6 separate regions of the Homo sapiens genome follow, and all the other regions are linked to region 1. The links are chromatin contacts, found by Hi-C or POLR2A ChIA-PET in ENCODE. All regions are on one chromosome and are shown on one strand. Each heading gives the region's core, a stretch centred on a gene start or an enhancer-like site at or near the end of the contact. The rest is flanking DNA. Distances are from core to core; before and after follow the strand shown. Region 1 holds the start of BCAS3 (BCAS3 microtubule associated cell migration factor). Region 2 holds the start of INTS2 (integrator complex subunit 2). Region 3 holds the start of CLTC (clathrin heavy chain). Region 4 holds the start of TRIM37 (tripartite motif containing 37). Region 5 holds the start of TLK2 (tousled like kinase 2). Region 6 holds the start of DHX40 (DEAH-box helicase 40).

Evidence for each region. Hi-C counts contacts between places; a loop is a spot of excess contacts on that map. ChIA-PET counts read pairs that join two places held with the same protein, here RNA polymerase II (POLR2A). Pooled maps may share reads with other maps.
Region 2: a loop to region 1 is called in a map of CD8-positive, alpha-beta T cell, with 28 times the contacts of the local background. The contact joins the promoter of INTS2 here to the promoter of BCAS3 in region 1. A Hi-C loop is called at or near these places in 3 of 168 maps with a recorded cell type or tissue (CD14-positive monocyte, CD4-positive, alpha-beta T cell and CD8-positive, alpha-beta T cell), 2 of 37 single-sample maps with no recorded cell type and 12 of 50 pooled maps.
Region 3: a map of naive thymus-derived CD4-positive, alpha-beta T cell shows a loop between it and region 1 (4-fold over the local background). The contact joins the promoter of CLTC here to the promoter of BCAS3 in region 1. A Hi-C loop is called at or near these places in 1 of 168 maps with a recorded cell type or tissue (naive thymus-derived CD4-positive, alpha-beta T cell) and 12 of 50 pooled maps. POLR2A ChIA-PET finds 5 or more read pairs at or near these places in 3 of 52 experiments (CD4-positive, alpha-beta T cell, CD4-positive, alpha-beta memory T cell and MCF 10A).
Region 4: a loop to region 1 is called in a map of CD8-positive, alpha-beta T cell, with 7 times the contacts of the local background. The contact joins the promoter of TRIM37 here to the promoter of BCAS3 in region 1. A Hi-C loop is called at or near these places in 1 of 168 maps with a recorded cell type or tissue (CD8-positive, alpha-beta T cell), 2 of 37 single-sample maps with no recorded cell type and 9 of 50 pooled maps.
Region 5: a map of CD8-positive, alpha-beta T cell shows a loop between it and region 1 (7-fold over the local background). The contact joins the promoter of TLK2 here to the promoter of BCAS3 in region 1. A Hi-C loop is called at or near these places in 2 of 168 maps with a recorded cell type or tissue (CD8-positive, alpha-beta T cell and naive thymus-derived CD4-positive, alpha-beta T cell) and 6 of 50 pooled maps. POLR2A ChIA-PET finds 5 or more read pairs at or near these places in 1 of 52 experiments (activated CD4-positive, alpha-beta T cell).
Region 6: a loop to region 1 is called in a map of B cell, with 20 times the contacts of the local background. The contact joins the promoter of DHX40 here to the promoter of BCAS3 in region 1. A Hi-C loop is called at or near these places in 2 of 168 maps with a recorded cell type or tissue (B cell and CD4-positive, alpha-beta memory T cell) and 8 of 50 pooled maps.

What each region holds. Positions count from the first base shown.
Region 1 is chr17:60,676,584-60,679,283 of GRCh38, reverse strand. BCAS3 (BCAS3 microtubule associated cell migration factor) reads right to left here and starts at 1,433. Exons shown (of 24, transcript NM_017679.5): 1 at 1,370-1,433. RefSeq lists enhancers at 1,392-1,541, 1,712-1,881 and a silencer at 1,300-2,053.
Region 2 is chr17:61,926,418-61,929,436 of GRCh38, reverse strand. INTS2 (integrator complex subunit 2) reads left to right here and starts at 1,455. Exons shown (of 25, transcript NM_001351695.2): 1 at 1,455-1,783; 2 at 2,775-3,019. The coding sequence starts at 2,793. RefSeq lists a silencer at 1,325-1,424.
Region 3 is chr17:59,618,394-59,621,160 of GRCh38, reverse strand. It overlaps CLTC (clathrin heavy chain), which reads right to left and starts at 1,266. Exons shown (of 32, transcript NM_004859.4): 1 at 988-1,266. The coding sequence starts at 1,029. RefSeq lists enhancers at 1,179-1,473, 1,203-1,552, 2,003-2,122, 2,133-2,182, 2,020-2,767.
Region 4 is chr17:59,105,263-59,108,274 of GRCh38, reverse strand. TRIM37 (tripartite motif containing 37) reads left to right here and starts at 1,395. Exons shown (of 24, transcript NM_015294.6): 1 at 1,395-1,834. The coding sequence starts at 1,814. It overlaps LOC124904039 (a long non-coding RNA gene), which reads right to left and starts at 1,179. Exons shown (of 2, transcript XR_007065864.1): 1 at 684-1,179. RefSeq lists enhancers at 872-951, 992-1,041, 1,412-1,511, 988-1,647, 1,602-1,731 and 2 more and a silencer at 1,172-1,281.
Region 5 is chr17:62,477,418-62,480,143 of GRCh38, reverse strand. TLK2 (tousled like kinase 2) reads right to left here and starts at 1,319. Exons shown (of 22, transcript NM_006852.6): 1 at 854-1,319. RefSeq lists silencers at 555-944, 1,435-1,734, 1,915-2,054, 2,165-2,214.
Region 6 is chr17:59,564,205-59,567,067 of GRCh38, reverse strand. DHX40 (DEAH-box helicase 40) reads right to left here and starts at 1,458. Exons shown (of 18, transcript NM_024612.5): 1 at 1,285-1,458; 2 at 274-441. The coding sequence starts at 1,396. RefSeq lists a silencer at 820-949 and enhancers at 1,360-1,619, 1,235-1,777.

The DNA.
Region 1 (2,700 bases), core at 184-2,683:
GTAGGTTTTTAATTTTTTTCAAATTATAATGAGGGGTTTGGGGGGTTATTATTATTTTTGAGATAGAGTCTCGCTCTGTCGCCCAGGCTGGAGTTCAGTGGCACGATCTCTGCTCATGGCAATCTCCGCCTCCCAGGCTCAAGCAATTCTCCTGCCTCAGCCTCCTGAGTAGCTGGGATTACAGGCGAGCGCCACCATGCCGAGCTAAATTTTATATTTTTTTGTAGCGACGGGGTTTCACCATGTTGCCAAGGCTGGTCTCGAACTCCTGAGCTCAAGCAATCCATCCGCCTTAGCCTCCCAAAGTGCTGGGATTATAGGCTTGAGCCACCGCGCCCATCCTGTTTTGTTTTTTAATAGGACCAGGTCTCAGAACCACAAAACAATGTAAGGAAGACTCCTGCTGTACCCCTTGGTCTGTTGTTAACATAAATTACAAGGGTGAGAGAACCAGATCATGGGATGGGAATTTACTGCAATTTTATGTTGAGATAGTGAAAATACACATGGTACAATATTTCAAGACCAAACGGAACAAGTGACATGATATCACTCTACCTTCCAATTAAACCTGTTGGGAATCTATGAGTAAATCACAATTTAAATCACATTCGTAACCCCCTGCTACTATAACAAATAAGTCAAGTAATTATTTGACTAGTAGCAAGTAGTCAAATAACTAACATAAACTAATACGTTGTTACAGCCCTTTACCCTTTCCCGTCACATCAGTAAATCCTGATCCTAGAATGTTTCATGACCCTCTGAATCACTGAGATTTTAAGAGCATGGAGTCGGCTTGGTTAAGGTTAAAAGAGGACTGACAGCAATATCAAAGATCTCTTACAGGGCTCAGGGAAGCCCACAACCTGGAACTCATCTTGAAGGCACCGAAAACCATTTTTAAGTAGGGAGCATTCACACCTGATGTGAAAACTCTAAACCTGTGCGCCCCACCTCCTACAACCAAAACACCCTCTGCCCCAAGGAGCAGAGCCACCACCTCCTCAGAGGATACCTGCACCTCCAGCCCCTCAGCCCTCTCATTCTCATCCCATTCTTGCTTTCTCGAACCACAGTCTCCCAAGCCCTGCCCTTTAAGGGCCCTGTCTCCTGGGGACGACCCTCGCCAGCCACTCAGGCCCCAGTCTCCTGAAAGACACTCGTACGGCGCTGCCCACTTAACCTCCAACACGGAGCCACCGCTGCCCCCGGCCGCCCTCCGGCCCCTTGCACTGTTCCCCTCCCCCTCCAGTATCGACACCTCTCTCCTGTCGAATTCCTGCCAGCCCGACCCAGTCCCCTCACGCCGCCAGTCCCTCGTCCTCCCCAAGCCTCCCCAAAGCCAAAGCCCTGCCAGCCCTCTCACCGGCCGCCCCGCCGGTTAACGCTAGTCTCCAGCTCTAGGCTCACTGTTTGGAGTCTCCCCGAGTGATTGACGGCAGCCACTTCCTACCACGCCTCAGCGGAACCACCCCCTCTAGCCAATCCCAGAAGCAAACCGGCTATGGCCGGGCACCGCCCTTGGAGGTCAGCTTCGCCAACCAGCAAGTAGGAAAGAGGCGGACCCGCCTTCTGAATGTGTCCAATCCGCTGGGGCTGGAGGGAAAACACAACAGCATGTAAGTTCGGGTGAAGCCGAGGTGTCAGGTTCGGTTGCAAACGCAGGCAGCTGGGGAATAATTACGAACATGTACATTTTTTTTGGAAGACAGAACCTTCGTGGCTTTGAAAAGAAAAGCAACATGATCCAGACTCCTGTCCCGCTCACGTGAGCGTTTCAGGTTGGAGCCGGAGGACAGGGAGACTGGTCTGTTTACATCGAATTCTCGCGACAGCTGGTTCCAAGCTCGGAGCACGTGGACATGGCAGCTGCCAATCACTTTTAGCTGGCCACTCACCCGTCCCACACCCGCCTTCTGCCCAGCCCTTGGCGATGTGTTTACCTTCCGGGAGCCTAGGCTGGCTCGCGCCGGCGATCAGCCGAGGAGGGGTTGATCTGAATAAGGGGCACGGCCGGTAATCTCAACAATTTGAGCTAGGTTTGTAGACCACTTCTTGCTTCAGTTTCCATCTCCCTTATTGTTGAAGATCGAGATCTCGCCATTGTCATTTCATCAGTTCATTTATTAATATAAGTAGAATAATACTGACTGACTTCTTGAACACTCAGCACAGGCCTTCGTATACTTCATATACAATACTCTAATGTATTATCAAATTTAATGCCAATGACAGGTCCGTGAGGGTATAGCTTATTAACAGGCGTGGTGGGCTGGGCGTGGTGGCTCACGCCTGCAATCCCAACATTTTGGGAAGCCTAGGCGGGAAGATCGCTTGAGGCCAGGAGTTCTAGAACAGCCTGGACAACATGAAGAAACCCCGTCTCTACTAAAAATAGCCAGGTGTGGTGGCCAATGCCTGTAATCCTAGCTACTGGGGAGGCTGAGGCGGAAGAATTGCTTGAACCCAGGAGGCGGAGATTGCAGTGAGCCTATAGATCACGCCATTGCCCTCCAGCACTTTAGCCTGGGTGACAGAGAGTCCCTCTCAAGACAGATAGATAGATAGATAGATAGATAGATAGATAGATAGATAGATACATACATACATACATACATACATACATACATACATACATACATAAAATTTTAAAAAATTTTAAAAAAAGAAATGAAAGAAAAGGCCGGGCACGGTGGC
Region 2 (3,019 bases), core at 206-2,705, 1.3 Mb before region 1:
ATTGCAACACACAATTCTTTTCTTCCTTTGCTGATCTATGTTGAAAGTCATATATATATATATATTTTTGAGATGGAGTCTGGCTCTGTTGCCCAGGCTGGAGTGCGGTGGCATGATCTCTGCTCACTGAAACATCTGCCTCCTAGGTTCAAGTGATTTTCCTGTCTCAGCCTCCGAAGTAGCTGGGACTACAGGTGCTCCATCACCACGCTGGGGTAATTTTTTTTTTTTTTTTTTTTTTTTGAGACGGAGTTTCGCTCTTATTGCCTAGGCTGGAGTGCAATGGCACGATCTCAGCTCACCACAACCTCCGCCTCCCAGGTTCAAGCAATGCTCCCGCCTCAGCCTCCCAAGTAGCTGAGATTACAGGCGCACACCACCACGCCTGGCTAATTTTTGCATTTTTAGTAGAGGCGGAGTTTCACCATGTTGGTCAGGCTGGTCTCGAACTCCTGGCCTCGTGATCTGCCTGCCTCGGCCTCCCAAAGTGCTAGGATTACAGGCATGAGCCATCGTGCTCGGCCTAATTTTTATATTTTTTGTAGAGTTGGGGTTTAGTCATGTTGCGTCAGGCTGGTCTCGAACTCCTGACCTCAGGTGATCCGCCCGCCTCGGCTTCCCAAAGCGCTGGGATTACAGGCATGAGACACCACGCCCGGCTCTGACTTTATTTTTAAAGAGGTTATAAAGTGCTATATCTTTGTAAAATATTTTTATTTCCAGCTCCTAGCACAATATCTGGTAAATAGAAGTTGCCAAATAAACGTTGATCGAACTAGGAACAATAAATAGTATGAAGACATATGGACTAGCGGTTCTTCATATATAGACTAGTGGTTCTTTTCTGAGTGATCAGACTTCCTTTGAGAAGTTGTTGAAAGTTTTGGACCCTCTTCCCAGAAGAAGTGCCGAGCACTCAGTTCTGAACGGATTCCAGAGAATTCCTGAATCCCCGTGCATTGCCTCTCTAAGGTTCTATGGGTCCCCCAAGTTAAGAACCTGAAAGGAAGGTGTTTAACTTCTGACAGCGGAGGTGTGAGGTCAAGAGCGGAAGAAAGTTTGGGGTTAGATCACTTTTAAAATTCTCCCACAAATCCTGGGATTCTAGAATTTTGGTTCTGGGAAGGCACAGGCAAAGATTTAAAGAGTACAGTTTGGTACCACTAGTGTCAAAGAATAGTGGGAACGATTTTAACACACGTTATGCCATTTGAATGCCATGGCAATCCTGTGATGATGAAATTTAAGTTCTGAGGGGCTCAGTGGCTTGCTTGTCTAAAAGGAAGGAGCTGGTAGGCTCTGGAAATCAGAGCCTACCAGAATCACATTTCTAAATTTTTGGCGAACAAGTAGGGCAGGGCAAATAAAGTGGAGAAAGGGGCGGGGCCGCGCACGCGCACAGTTGCATTGGCGCCGACGTCTCTGCCTTTCCTCTCGCAGCCACCCTTCCTCTCAGACCAGTACGGTGGCCGACGGGAGTCAGACGCTGGGGATGAATGAAGGTGCTGGGTGCAGGTTGAAAAAGTCTCCCGCTTTTCCGTTCCTACAGTCCCGGTTCTGCCTTTGTGTGGTGCCCCCATCCTTCCCACTTTGTATCGACAACCCGGTTGGTCCCGGCGTCTGAGTTCTTGGTGTCCGAGTCGACTCGAGGCACAACTAGGGTTTGGGGTTCCGGATATCGCCTAGGCCCAACATCGGACCGCGCTCTCGATTTCTGCCGCGTCCCGCCTCTAGGACGCGGAGTCCGTGTGCGGTTCCGTGAGGCTGGAGGGTAGATCTTAAGGTATGAAGCGTCCGCTTCTCTGGCCTCAGCGCGTTCCTAGGTCCGTGTCGGAGCCTGGCCAGACTTTGCTCAGCCTGAGGGACTTATTGGTTCTAGTTGCGCCCGGGGCGAGACGGAGGAGCACGCAGGTCTTGGCTCCTCTGCTCCAGTCAGCCCGCCCCTCTGTTAAAAGAGCAGCCCCTCCCTGAAAGCAAAGCAGTTTTTACCCACGACTTTTACCCACGCTGCTGCTAGTCGGTCGGCCTTGAGAGGGGACTGCTTTGGCTGCCAGCTCACTGCCTTTTTGTTTACTTTTTGTGCCTTGGATGATTCCTGGAGACAGAGAAGTGCGCTAATGAGACGCGTCTTTCTCACATAGCACCCACACATCTGCTTTTTACCCGGTAACACAGGGGACATAGGATAGTGTTGTGGCCTCCAGAGCCTTGAATCTGGCATTGGTTCTGCCCAGTGATTTGCTAGTTTTTCCACCGACTCATGGAGGGTGAGAAAGAGAAGCCCAATAGTTCTTGATGTATATCGGGGTAGGCATGTGAAACTATCGGGGTATGAAAGAAAGCACTTAACTATGACCATTCACTTTTGTTTACATTTTGTGGAGCTCATGTGACTGATATAGTGGAGAAAGTCTTGGACTGGGATTTTAGTAGATGAGGATTCAGCCTTGGATTGTGCCTCTAACTAGTAATACTATTTTGGGCGTGTTACTTCATCTCTCTGGGCTTCATATTCCTTCTTTGTAAAATATGAGTATTAGAGCAGAAGATTCCTGAGGCTGGAAGAGACATTAATATACTCTGTTTTCTTTCCCATTTCCCAGGTGACAGTATAAACCTAGGGAGACAGAGAAGCCTTGTCTTGATTGTGCCAGGAACATTGCCAACATAGGGACCTATTAAAGATACACCACATTTTTCAGGGTTTTTAGAAAGTTGGGTGTTCATACATGTGAAAGTTAAACTCCTACTTTCATTTGTATTTTTACCATTAGGATCAACAAACAGTAATAATGACTGAATGTACAAGTCTTCAGTTTGTCAGCCCTTTTGCTTTTGAGGCAATGCAGAAGGTGGATGTTGTTTGCCTGGCATCTTTAAGTGATCCAGAATTAAGACTTCTTCTGCCCTGTTTGGTACGGATGGCACTTTGTGCACCTGCTGACCAGAGCCAAAGCTGGGCTCAGGATAAGAAACTCATCCTTCGCCTTCTTTCTGGAGTGGAAGCTGTCAACTCCAT
Region 3 (2,767 bases), core at 17-2,516, 1.1 Mb after region 1:
GATAACAATATGTTGCCTCCAGGATAAGGAACCATGGGGAAGAACTCTAGAACTTACTAAAGGGAAGCCAGTCACAGACCAAATAGCCCTGCAGGTCTCAGAGCAGCTGTGCTGTCCCCAGGGCTCTGTTCAATTCCATGCGATCCTGAAGAAGATATTCAAAACTACCTGCTACTACTCGAGAAGACTAAAAGATAACCTCTGTATCACTCTTTCCTACCTTCCAGAACCAAAGAGGGGTTAAGAGCCACAACATCCCCAGAGAAATAAAAAAAGGGGGAAGGGGAGGCGAGTTTCCTTAGGGAGTTTGACCGCACACACTCTGAGATTGACATAGCTCTAAGAAATGCGTTCTCCCATTCTACCCTCGTTCCGTTCTTTCAGTGACCTTCTGTCCCTACTGCCTCAGGGAAGGCAAGAGAAAAGCCACCGCCTCACCACCACCCCCAACCCCCACCACCGGAGAAGGTGCCTTTCTCAGTTGAGAGCCGCAGAGGGAGGGAAAAAAAAGGTTGCTCCTCCCCAACCCACCCGCCCCACAACTCCTGGGTGCAGACACGATGAGGGAAAGAGGAGAGCAATGGAAGGTGACAGCCCCGCACTGGCCCAGGGGATAAGAATCCTTGCTCTGGTAGAAACAAGGGAGAATCCCCCTCCCACTCCCCTACCCAAATGAATGAAATGAATAAAATGGGGAGAGAGTTTGTACGCGCAGTTCTGGCCATCCAGGAAGCAAGATCGAGAGGCCTTTGGATCCAGGCCTGGTCCTTGCAGCTCTTTGCACCCCAACTCCTGTCCTTTCCATCCAAGCCCCACATCATTTAATATTTTAAGCTTTCCAAGATAGTGCCCCCTCCTCCACCTACCCCAATCACCGACAACCCCCCCGCCCCTCCAGCTCCGATACTGCTCGGGCCCAGACTCCAGCGTCTTCCATCCTTCCTACCACCTTCTCCACAGCCCTCACCAGCCCGGGCCCGGCCGCACCTGGAGATGCTCCTGAAAACGAATTGGCAGAATCTGGGCCATGGCGCTGTCGGGGGTTATGGTCTCCTCCTGTCACTGGGGCTGCGGGGCAGTGGCTGCCCGGGCTCTCCAAGGGAGAGGAGGAGAAGGGGAGGGGGGAGGCTGGGCTCAGCAGGATCCTCTCCGGGGACGCAGGAAACTGGCAGGCAGACGAAAGAGCTCGGGTCGGGGGCGGAGGCTCCAGGGGCCAGGAGAGCCGCAATGGCGGAACCGGGCGCAGCGCAGACTCCGGAAACGGCTGAGCCCAGCGGAAGGATCCCGGCGACAGAACTCCGCCCAGTCGCCTCACCCCCTCCGCCTTATGTACCCCTCCACGGAGCGCCGCGCGCGGCGGGCGCAGGAATTCGGGGCGCAGTGCGCCCGGTGCCTCGCTTCCTGACGCCACATGGGGGGAAACAGAGGAACCGGAGGGACTACTTTTTTAGACTCATCACTTTCGCCAGTCTTCTCTTTCTCCCCCCACTTTTTTTTTTTCATTTTGCCACATCATGCGACTCGGGGCGACCGACGTCACTTCCGTGGGCGCTTTAGGTCCCACCCACGTACTTCCAGGTGCACGTGATACTGATGGGGAAGGGTCGGCTGATTGCTGCCAGAAATGGAGAGCTCGTTTTAAGGAAATGCGGCGTCTCCTGGGAGTGAAGAGGCTTTTGGGCCACCTTGAGGCATGACGGGTGCCGCTTCGTTTCCCTGCGACCGCTGCCTGTTTCGACTGAGCCCCTCACAGGAGGACGTGGCGGGGGCAGACGGGCGCAGCCTCCCGCCCTCTCCGTGACTCAGGGAAACGGCCTCGCCGCAGAGCGCTCCCTCGGCAGCTGGCTGCAGCACTCCTCCCCCGCCGGGCTTCAGAGTGGGTGGTTTCCTACAGCCTAGGGAGGGGGCCTGAAACGGGGTTTAAAATCTTCCCTGCCCTCACACAAGCCCTTCTGACTGTTGGAGAACCTGACGCGCGGATTCTAACTAGAACTGGCACTCTCTTCGGGTGTTAGATAATTAACTCAAAGGACAGCGAAGGCCTTTTATGATGTCTTTCAAGCTGGCCTTATGACAGCTTTTCTTAACGTTTCTGCGGACATTTTGGCGGACTTGTGTCGGCCTAGCTCAGTGATCAGTTTCGTTAAAGAATTTGAGTATCCGAACATTAAAGGATTGGACCTAAATTCTAGCAGGAGGATTTTTAGCCACATCAAATAATTTACGTCTCAAAGATTTAGATAATTAGGGTAAGGATGCTTAGTAAAACCCGAAGGTTCCATCGCGCCACTGCACTCCAACCTGGGCGACAGAGCGAGACTCCGTCTCAAAAAAAAAACAAACAAAAAAAAACCTGAAGGTTCCTGGAGGAAAGAGATGAACTATTAGCCGTGTATTTCGGTGGGACCACCTCAACATAGGTTCCTGTAGGTTAGCAATGTAGAAATGTAGCGCTTCAAAGCCGGAGCATCCTGTCTTCAAAGAGCATGAAGGTATCAACGGCATTCATTGTCGATTAATAATAACCTTTCTGGTACTTTCTTGCTAAAGTATAAGCCATAATAATATTTCATAATCGCACCAATACAATAAAGGATGAAAGACGTTAGTTCTGTGCCTTTTATCTTTGTAAGAGAGGTGATTCTCCCCCCCCACCCCCCGCCCCGCCGAAAGAGAAAAGCTCAAGTCCACAATAATTATTTTTAGTGTCCTTTTCAGTTAAAGGACATAAAACCCTATTGGGTAGACGATAGTTTTGTATGCTAAG
Region 4 (3,012 bases), core at 146-2,645, 1.6 Mb after region 1:
TTTTTTTTTTTTGAGACGGAGTTTCACTCTTGTTGCCCAGGTTGGAGTGCAATGGCGCGATCTCGGCTCACCGCAACCTCCGCCTCCTGGGTTCGAGCGATTCTTCTGCCTCAGCCTCCCCAGTAGCTGGGATTACAGGCATGCGCCACCACGCCCGGCTAATTTTGTATTTTTAGTAGAGACGGGGTTTCTCCATGTTGGTCAGGCTGGTCTCGAACTCCCGACCTCAGGTGATTCGCCAGCCTCGGCCTCCCAAAGTGCTGGGATTACAGGTGTGAGCCACCACGCCAGGCCTAGCACTGCATTCTATAAATAATTCTTTTAAGTAAAATTCTCATAATATTAACCATCAACCATTTAAAAATGTACAACTGAGGCCATTTTCGTAAAAATAGCTCCATGTAGGTCAAAGACCACAAATAATTCTTACTGAAAGAATTTTTCAGTCTCAGATTAATCTTTCTAAATTATATCTTGTTCATGACCCAAGTAGTTAAAAAAAATTGTTGCTACCCACCACCTATAAGCCTAAATGCCTGATATTCAAGAACTTATTTCTAGATTATTAGTGATTCTCTACATGTGCACTCTAGGTCGGTTAAGTATAATTAGTTGTTTGCAATAAATACAGGAAAAATTAAATTCAAATTACGAATTTGATATGCCCTCTTTGTCTCACAAACCTTCAATTCTTGCAATCTTTACACATCTGGCAGGAAACTGTAGAAAGCAGATCCCATTTATAGGAAAGATGAATATCGCTGATACCCTTTCAATAGTCCCACGGCGACAACTTAGGCGGCAAGAATGAAGTGTGGGATGTGGGAACGAAGACTTCACAGTGTGTGGTCCCGTCCTCTCACCACCGTAATGAGAAATGACACCTCAGTTTGGAGCCTTCTAACTCGATTAGCTTTGGTAGGTGGAACGCAAGTCCTACAAACCTTAGACTGTTCCTTCCAGAGAGAACCACTAACCATGAACCTTCTGCACCAGGGTTTCTCAAAGTGCGGGCCACAGACCACCTGCTGCCGAATCACACGATGCTGGGTGAAAACGCGGATGGCCTGGGCCCCACCCTGGAATCTCAGAGTCCGAATACTTAACTACGGGTGTGGCTCTGAAGTCTGCGCTTTCCACCAGTACGCCAGGTGGCTCCGTCTTTGGCGCGCAAGTTTGAGAGCCGTGGGGCCCCGCCCTCCGCCAAGGTGGGCGTGGGTGGCGTAGCAGAGCCCCAAGCTCAGGCCGCCTGCGCAGGCTAGGGCCGGAGGCACGCAACCCTGAGGCAGCGAGTCGCCAAGTCTCGTATGCGCCCCGCAACGCGGGAACTAGGCGATCGCTCCACGCTCCTCCCCTCCTTTCCCCTCCCACAGCGTCCTGCGCGCATGCGCTTCGCAGCTTCTCTCGCCGCCGCGCCCCCAGCTGCTCTGGTTACGGTTGGTGTTTGCGAATTCTCTGCGGCACCTTCTTCGCTGAACTCCACCGTCAGTTCCATAGGCGCGCGCCCGCGTCACGTGGGCCGAGGTTCCGGCGCGGCTGCTGGCCGGCGGCTGAGCCGGGAGAAAGGAGCTGCGGCCACCGTTCGCCCTACTTCTGCGCCTCGGGGCGGGCGCGCCGGTAAAAATGGCGAAATGGGGGTAGGCGGCGCTGGACCTGAAGAGATGGGGCGCGCAGGTGGGGCGGTTGTCAGAGCCCCCTGACGTGGGCGCCGGGCTTTTATCGGCGATTTGATCTGGCGACCTCGGGCCGGCGCCTAAGAGGTCAGACTGCGGAGCCTGCGGGTCGCCAGCGGCCCCGCCGAGAGCCGGAGGCAATGGATGAACAGAGCGTGGAGGTGAGGGGGTTGTGAGGGTGGTGGTTAGTCCCCGCCCCCACCCGATGAGCGGTTTTTATTCGGGGAGTCGTGCCCATGTCCTCCCTCCAGTAGGGCACCCCTACCCCGCCCCTGCCGCTGTGGAGAGGGCTGGCCCGGTACCAAGGATGCCGTGCCCATTCTGCAGCGCTCCGGGTGTCTTGTGCTCACTGTTCCGCAGTCAGGTGGTGCGTATCCTGGAGTTTTCAAGGATGTCTTGGCACAGGTACTCATCCCCACCGGGTGTTTGCAAACAGCATCCTTTTCCGACCAAAACTGCAGATTCATCAGATGGATGTACCCTGCCACTCGCCACCAGTCCTTGCGAGTTCTTGAGCTGATCTAAATCTCCTTCCAAATGGATAGTCATCTTTCCCTCTCAGTGGCACATTTTGCAGGCTTCTGCCCTTCCTTCCTAGATTGAATCAGCATATATTATCTCATGTGTAGTTTCCAGAACAAACTCTTCTTTTTATAACTGATTCTTGTAAGCTGTGAGTTAAAATAGTTGGGATATGTAGGATATGTAAGTAAAGGCTAGGAATATATTTTAAAAGATTGTTTATTGAACATAATTGTGTAATCATTATCAAATTTTGAACCTTTCAGATACTGAAATAGGAAATCCTTGCTTTTTAGTAAGGGGTAACTATGTTATGGATATTCCACTTGAAACTAGTCATTCAGTAGTCTTATTGTCCACCCCGTTGCAGGTTACAGAATCTGCATCTCCCAGGTTCTTTCTGGCCCTACAGAGTCATGATGAGATTAATGAGTAATTTTCTCCTTAATTCCTCATATAAAGTATTATAAAGGTTTTGTAAACTTATCTTGGTTTTAGGAGGGTTTAATTCTAGAATGGAGTGAAAGTAAATGTCAGTAATATAAAAACAAAGTATACAATACAATAAGTATACGTTTAATTGTATCCTTTTTCTTGTTAAAAACTTTTCAGTTACTTCCTAAATTGATTAAATTGAGGCTTGCAAACATAATACTGTTTCTTGTATTTACATATTTTTGTTGTTGTTGTTCCCAAGATCGCTTTGAACTACCGTCAACATTTTCAATTGGGGCAGAATCTCAGGTTCAAATAAGTAGCTAGTCTGTTGTAACATCAGGGCAGCAATTCAGATTTCTGGATTCTGAATTCATTTTTT
Region 5 (2,726 bases), core at 70-2,569, 1.8 Mb before region 1:
AATCTCCAGTAACAACCCCCTTACAAGTCCTTCAGTTTCATTTCCCTTCCTGGATTGAGAGCCTGGGGCAAAGGGGAATGAAAAGGTGACAAATTAAAGTTTCACCCACACATGCAAGTGCAGGTTAGAGAGAGAATTAGGAAATTCTCAGAAAGGTTGAAATGCATCTTTACAAAAAGAAAAAGAAGGAAAAAAAAGAGACTGGGAGAATGAGTTTCCCCCGTGGCCTTCCTCGCGTCTTGCCCTGCCCTAATCGAGGTCGGAATGGCAAAGGTTGCAGTCTCTCCCAAACCCCAAGGTCTCTCGCAACACTTCCCAAACCTCCATCCCCAGGCCCGGCCCGGAAAATGACGCCCCGGCGGTTATTCCGTTTAATGTCAACTCATGTTAAGGAAATAGCCACTCCGTCTAATTCCAGCGGGGCCTTGGACTGGGATCCTCCCTGCAGCCCACAGCCGGGAAGCAGGAGCGATGGGGCCTGGTCCCGGCGCCCCTCGCCGGCTCCAAACTTTCCCCAACTCCAGGCCCACCTGTCACGGAGGAAGGGAGGGCCGGCTCTCGGGGGCGCCCGGGAGGCTGCCGAGGCCTCCAGCTGCCTGGGGGCCCCCGTCTCTCCTCCGGCCGCCGGCCCCAATCCCAGGCCGGGGCCGCCTGGGCCTCCCCCATCTTCTGCCCGGCCCCTCAGCGACCCGCAGCCCTCAGGGAGCCCCTCCCGCCTCAGCGCCCAGGAGCTGCGGTCCGGAGCCGGCCCCGAGCTGGGCCCAGGTCGCAGGCTCCTCAGGCCAAAGGGGTCCCCAGGACGGTTAATGCCCCAGGCCTGGAGTCCTCCCCCGCCCGGGGCTCAGCCTCTCACCTGCCGCCGCCGCCGCCGCCGCTCCACGCTCCTCCCGGGAGGGGCCCCGACCCGACCCGGCTGCGGACCGCTCCGCTCTCCCCCTGGGCAGGCCCGGGGCGGAGCCGGGGCCTCTCCTGAGCGCCGCAACCCCCCGCCCGGGCAGCCGCCGCCGGCGCCGGGCTCCACGAGAGGGCGGGCGGGGGAGGGGGGGCACGAAGGCCGCAGATCCCCGGGCTCGCGTACAGAGCCAGGCGCCCGACGCGGGCCCGGGCCCGGGCGGCCGCGGGGGGCGCGGGACCGGCCTCCTGGCGCCGGACAAAGGCCAAGGGAGGCGCAGGAGGGCCCAGGCCGGGCCAGGAGGTGGGGGCCCGCTCGGCTGGGGGCCACTCGGGTGCGGCGCGGAGGGCGGGGGGGTCGGAACCGCTGGTGCCCAGGACCCGCCTCCGGCCCCTTAATCCGGATCGGTTCGGTCCGGATTAGTAGTGATCGGTGTAAACACACTAGTGAAACCGCGTGTTTCCTCGCGAGATTTGCACGGCTGGGAGGCGGGGGGGGTCCTGGGGGGGTGGGGGAAGCGCCGACAGTGGGGGAGCAGGGGGAGGGGACGAGGAAGGTGGGGGGGGGTCCCCGCTGCCCCGGCGCCCCGCCTTCTCCAATCAGCGGCCGCGCTGCCGGGCAGGGGTTAACCAGGGGACCCCGCGCCGGCGGAGGAAGCCGCGCCTCGCCGGACGGCTGAGGGCGGGCGACGGGCGGCGCCGGCTGACGGGCCGCAACGCGAGGGGAGGTCCGGCGGCCCGGGGCGCCCTGCGACTGCCCGAGGCCGGAGGCCCGGAGGACCCGCCGCCGCCTTTGTGTCGCCGGCCCCCGCCCCGCTGGACTGGCCCGGGCCGGGGCGGTTGGGCCGGCGCTGAAGGGGCTTGGCCGCCCGGGTCCACCCGTTCCCGGATCCGCCTCGCCGGCCCCCGCGCCCGCCCAACCCCTGCCCAGCCCCTCGGCTCCGCGAGTTTGGGTGAGAAGTGCGGCGGCTTTTCCCAGGGATGGAGTTTAGAGGACGCTAATCCTATGTGTGAGCGGCGGACCCCGCCCGGACTTCCCGGAGGCGCCCGGTTAGTGAGGCGACGGCGCCCACCCGCGTTCGCGGGCTCCCGGCCGCCACTCCCCGGAGCCGCCGGCCCGCCCCAGCCCCGCGCGTCGCCCGGGAGGGCGGGCTGCACTCCCTCCACGTACCTGGCTGGCAGAGCGTCTCCAGGGACAAAAGGTGCCCTGGGATCAAAGCCGAGCCCCCGCCCCCGCGGGGATGCTGCCCTCCGGAAGGAGGGGCGCTGCCCCCAAGGTACTCTCCCCGGGCACCCAGGGGGAGGTTCCATTTCAACCTCCGATGAAAAACACGGCCCTCCCGGGTACTTAGGAGGGTCTGAGGGTAAGTGCCAAGATGGAGAAAACACGCCGGCCCCTCACAGAGTATCTCCTGAGGAATGAGAACTATCTAGCGGGCAAGGAGGGCTTCCTGCATAGCAGAGGGCACCCCCTCTGATCCCCCAAGGCCAAGGGAAAAAAATCACTCTTCACCGGCGCCCCTGAGCCAGGACAGGCTCCAGTGCAGCCACCCACCTTATAATTTTCCGCGGATGCTGCCTTGATCAGATGTCTGAAGATGACTTTAAGGACTACAAGCAAATCTCAAGGGAAAAATTCAGACCTTGAACAACAGCCTTGAACTTTTTCAGGGTTAGACAAGTACTCCCCAGTGGAGTTTCTGCCCTTATTTCTTCGTTCTTCTCTTAATTCTTCCATATTTTAACAGAACACAGACCTGCCGAAACGACACAGGATGGCTCTTTGCTTTTTGTTAGTTCTCCAACCTTCCAAACCCTTGGGGCACATGCAAGCA
Region 6 (2,863 bases), core at 209-2,708, 1.1 Mb after region 1:
AGACAACTTTATTCTATAAAATGGAATATCTAGATGTAATTCTATTTGAGATTATTATGGTAATTAAAAATGGGAAAATTTGCCATCCCAACTAATTCTTGAACCTGAAATAGACCATAAAGAAGCAAAGGAGACATAGGGGAAGGGGGTGTGCCAAGAGAAGCGGGACTATAAAGCAAATACTGGGCAATCATGGAGTACAGAAGTCCTACTGGCCTTTAAAAAGAGGATATTTTTAAAATATTTCCAATTATTACAACAGAAAAAAATCACCTGCTTCATATAGATATTTTGGGAGTTGAGTTGTTTTACCACTTCCTGTATTTCCAGTAACAATAAGGAATGAATTGTCCCTCACAGCTTGAATAATCTTTTTTCTTTGTTTCTGAATAGGAAAAGTTGGAGTAGTTCCTCCCTCCTGGGACGTGCATCCTTTCTCTTCTGTAATAACAGAAAAACAAGTCAATTAAAAGACTTGTAAAGATATCTCTGACTCAATTTCTCATGACTAAAACCAGAAAGGCAATAGAATTTTAGGGCTGGACGGGATCATCCATGACTTCTCAGTTAAATCGCTCATGTAAGTGAGCGTTAATGAGCGCAATTTGTAAGTGAGGGTTAATGAGCCCAGAACAACTTTTTGGTGAAATCCAGCAACTTGAGCATTTGTTCACGCATAACTCAAAGTACTTTTCAAAGCAAGTATAGCTCAAGGCAACGTATACACATGCATACTTACACAGAAGCACAAAACTCAATTTTATTTAACAATAGACCAAAAACTGGAACACAGCAGAAAATTCTCAGCTGGATTAGAAGCCACCTGTGTTTGCTTCTGATTCATGGTTCAAGTTAGGTCCCTGTTCAGAGCGACTGATATCCCAGAAGGCCAAGTGGTGGGTAACCATGGAAACTGGCTCCTGGAAACTGGCTCCCTTCATACTGTACCCAAAGGCAGGCTGGCGGCCCGACGAAGGGTGGGGGGGATGAATGGGTAGAGAACAAAGGGTCTATGAGCCTGTTTAAGAACAGAATGCATTTCGGGCGTTGGGGTTCACTTTTTCGCCCCCCAGTAAGGTTTTCGCCTAACTTGAATCTGGGACCGCCCCCCTCTAAGGCAAAGTGCTCATTGGACGCAAAGTTCGCCTCGGGCTTGGAAAGCCAGGAGAACGCCACGGCTTCCTCACTACTCTTCTCAGCCTGCCAAAGGCGTACTTTCATCCCCCCACCAAAACCCCCACGCCGTAACTCCCGCTGGCTTCCGTACCGTCCCGCGGACCGCACCTCTATCGGCGATGCAAACAGCCGAGAGCCGCTCTTCCTGGAGGTCTCTTGACCGCTCACCCTCCTCCTGCCGCCTTGGCGCCCTGCCCGCGACTGCGGGAAACCGGGACATAGACCTGGCCCCGAGTGGAGGCGAGCACGTCCACCGATCTGAGGAGATGGGAGGGGAAAGACGAGGACGCGCCCTGATGACGTAGAGGTGTTTACTTCCGCGCGTGCGACTTGTAGCAAGGGGAGGGGGAGCTGCTCGATGACGTGGTACGGGGCGGCCGGACCTCGAGCCGAGGCTCCACCCCCCAGGGATTTCCCGCCAACTGCCACGTGCGCTTCGCCTTGGGCGGCTGAGCCATACCTGAGGGCCCGAAGACCCCCTCTTGTTTCGCCTCTCCGGCGCCGAAGGTCGCGACGACACCTCTTTTCAACGCCACAGTGGTCTCTGCAGGCTATTCTGCCTTCACACACTTGACACGATGTAACCCTCTGCCCGGAGCTGGAACCATGATCCCAGAGTGCTGCGTTCCTCAACTCATTCTCACCTTTCCTAATCTGATATGACCTGTCCAAGGCACACAGCTACTGAGTTGTGGAGCCGAACTTTTAGTTATGTTATTATCAAAACTTAGGTCACCAAGGCTGTTCATTTCCCTCATAGGACCCTGCATTTTAATTTATTTGCATGTTTCCTCTTCTGCCCAGCTAGATTGTAAAGCCCCCCCCCACAAGAGTCGAAATATTAAAACACTGCTACATCCAGGGCCCAGCACAGTGATTCAAGGTGGGCTGTCAATATTTGTTGACTTTGCTGGAATGGAGGAATAATAATTGACTTCCTTAGGAATTAAGCTCATTTTTGATAGAGGTGCATTCCTTGGAAACCACAGTAGCTGAAAAGTTCAACAGATACACAGCATCTGAGGCAGGGCAACTTTTTCAGAAAAGGTACTTTGGGGGCAGGTCTTTCTGGTCTAGAGCCTGCCAATTTTTAAATTAGTGTCAACTGTAACAAAATCATTGCAATGTGAACAAGATTGTTTGTTGGACTCCTCAATTGTTCCTGCTGTTAGAATTAGCCAACACTTACTACCAAAGAAGACAACTCAAAACTGTCACTTCACCATCACCTAAAGACCCTCTTGTCTGACCAGGCTTCAAAAGATGTACCATAAGGTTGTTGGGCCCCCAGATTTTTCTGTGCTCATTTGAAGTGAAGTCATGGCCATGCATGGTGGCTCATGCCTGTAATGCCAGCACCTTGGGGGGCCAGGACAGATGAATCACTTGAGATCAGGAGTTCGAGACCGGCCTGGCCAATATGGTGAAACCCCGTCTCTATTAAAAATAAAAAAATAAAAAAAATTAGCCGGGTGTGGTAGCACGCGCCTATAATCCCAGCTACTCGGGAGGCTGAGGCAGGAGAATCGCTTGAACCTAGGAGGCAGGGGTTGCAGTGAGCCAAGATCATGCCACTGCACTCCAGCCTGGGCAACAGAGCGAGATTCCACCTCAAAAAATAAAGTGAACTCATACCAACTGCTTTTAAATGGAACTGATCAACACTTCTTAAAATGCAAGCTCATCA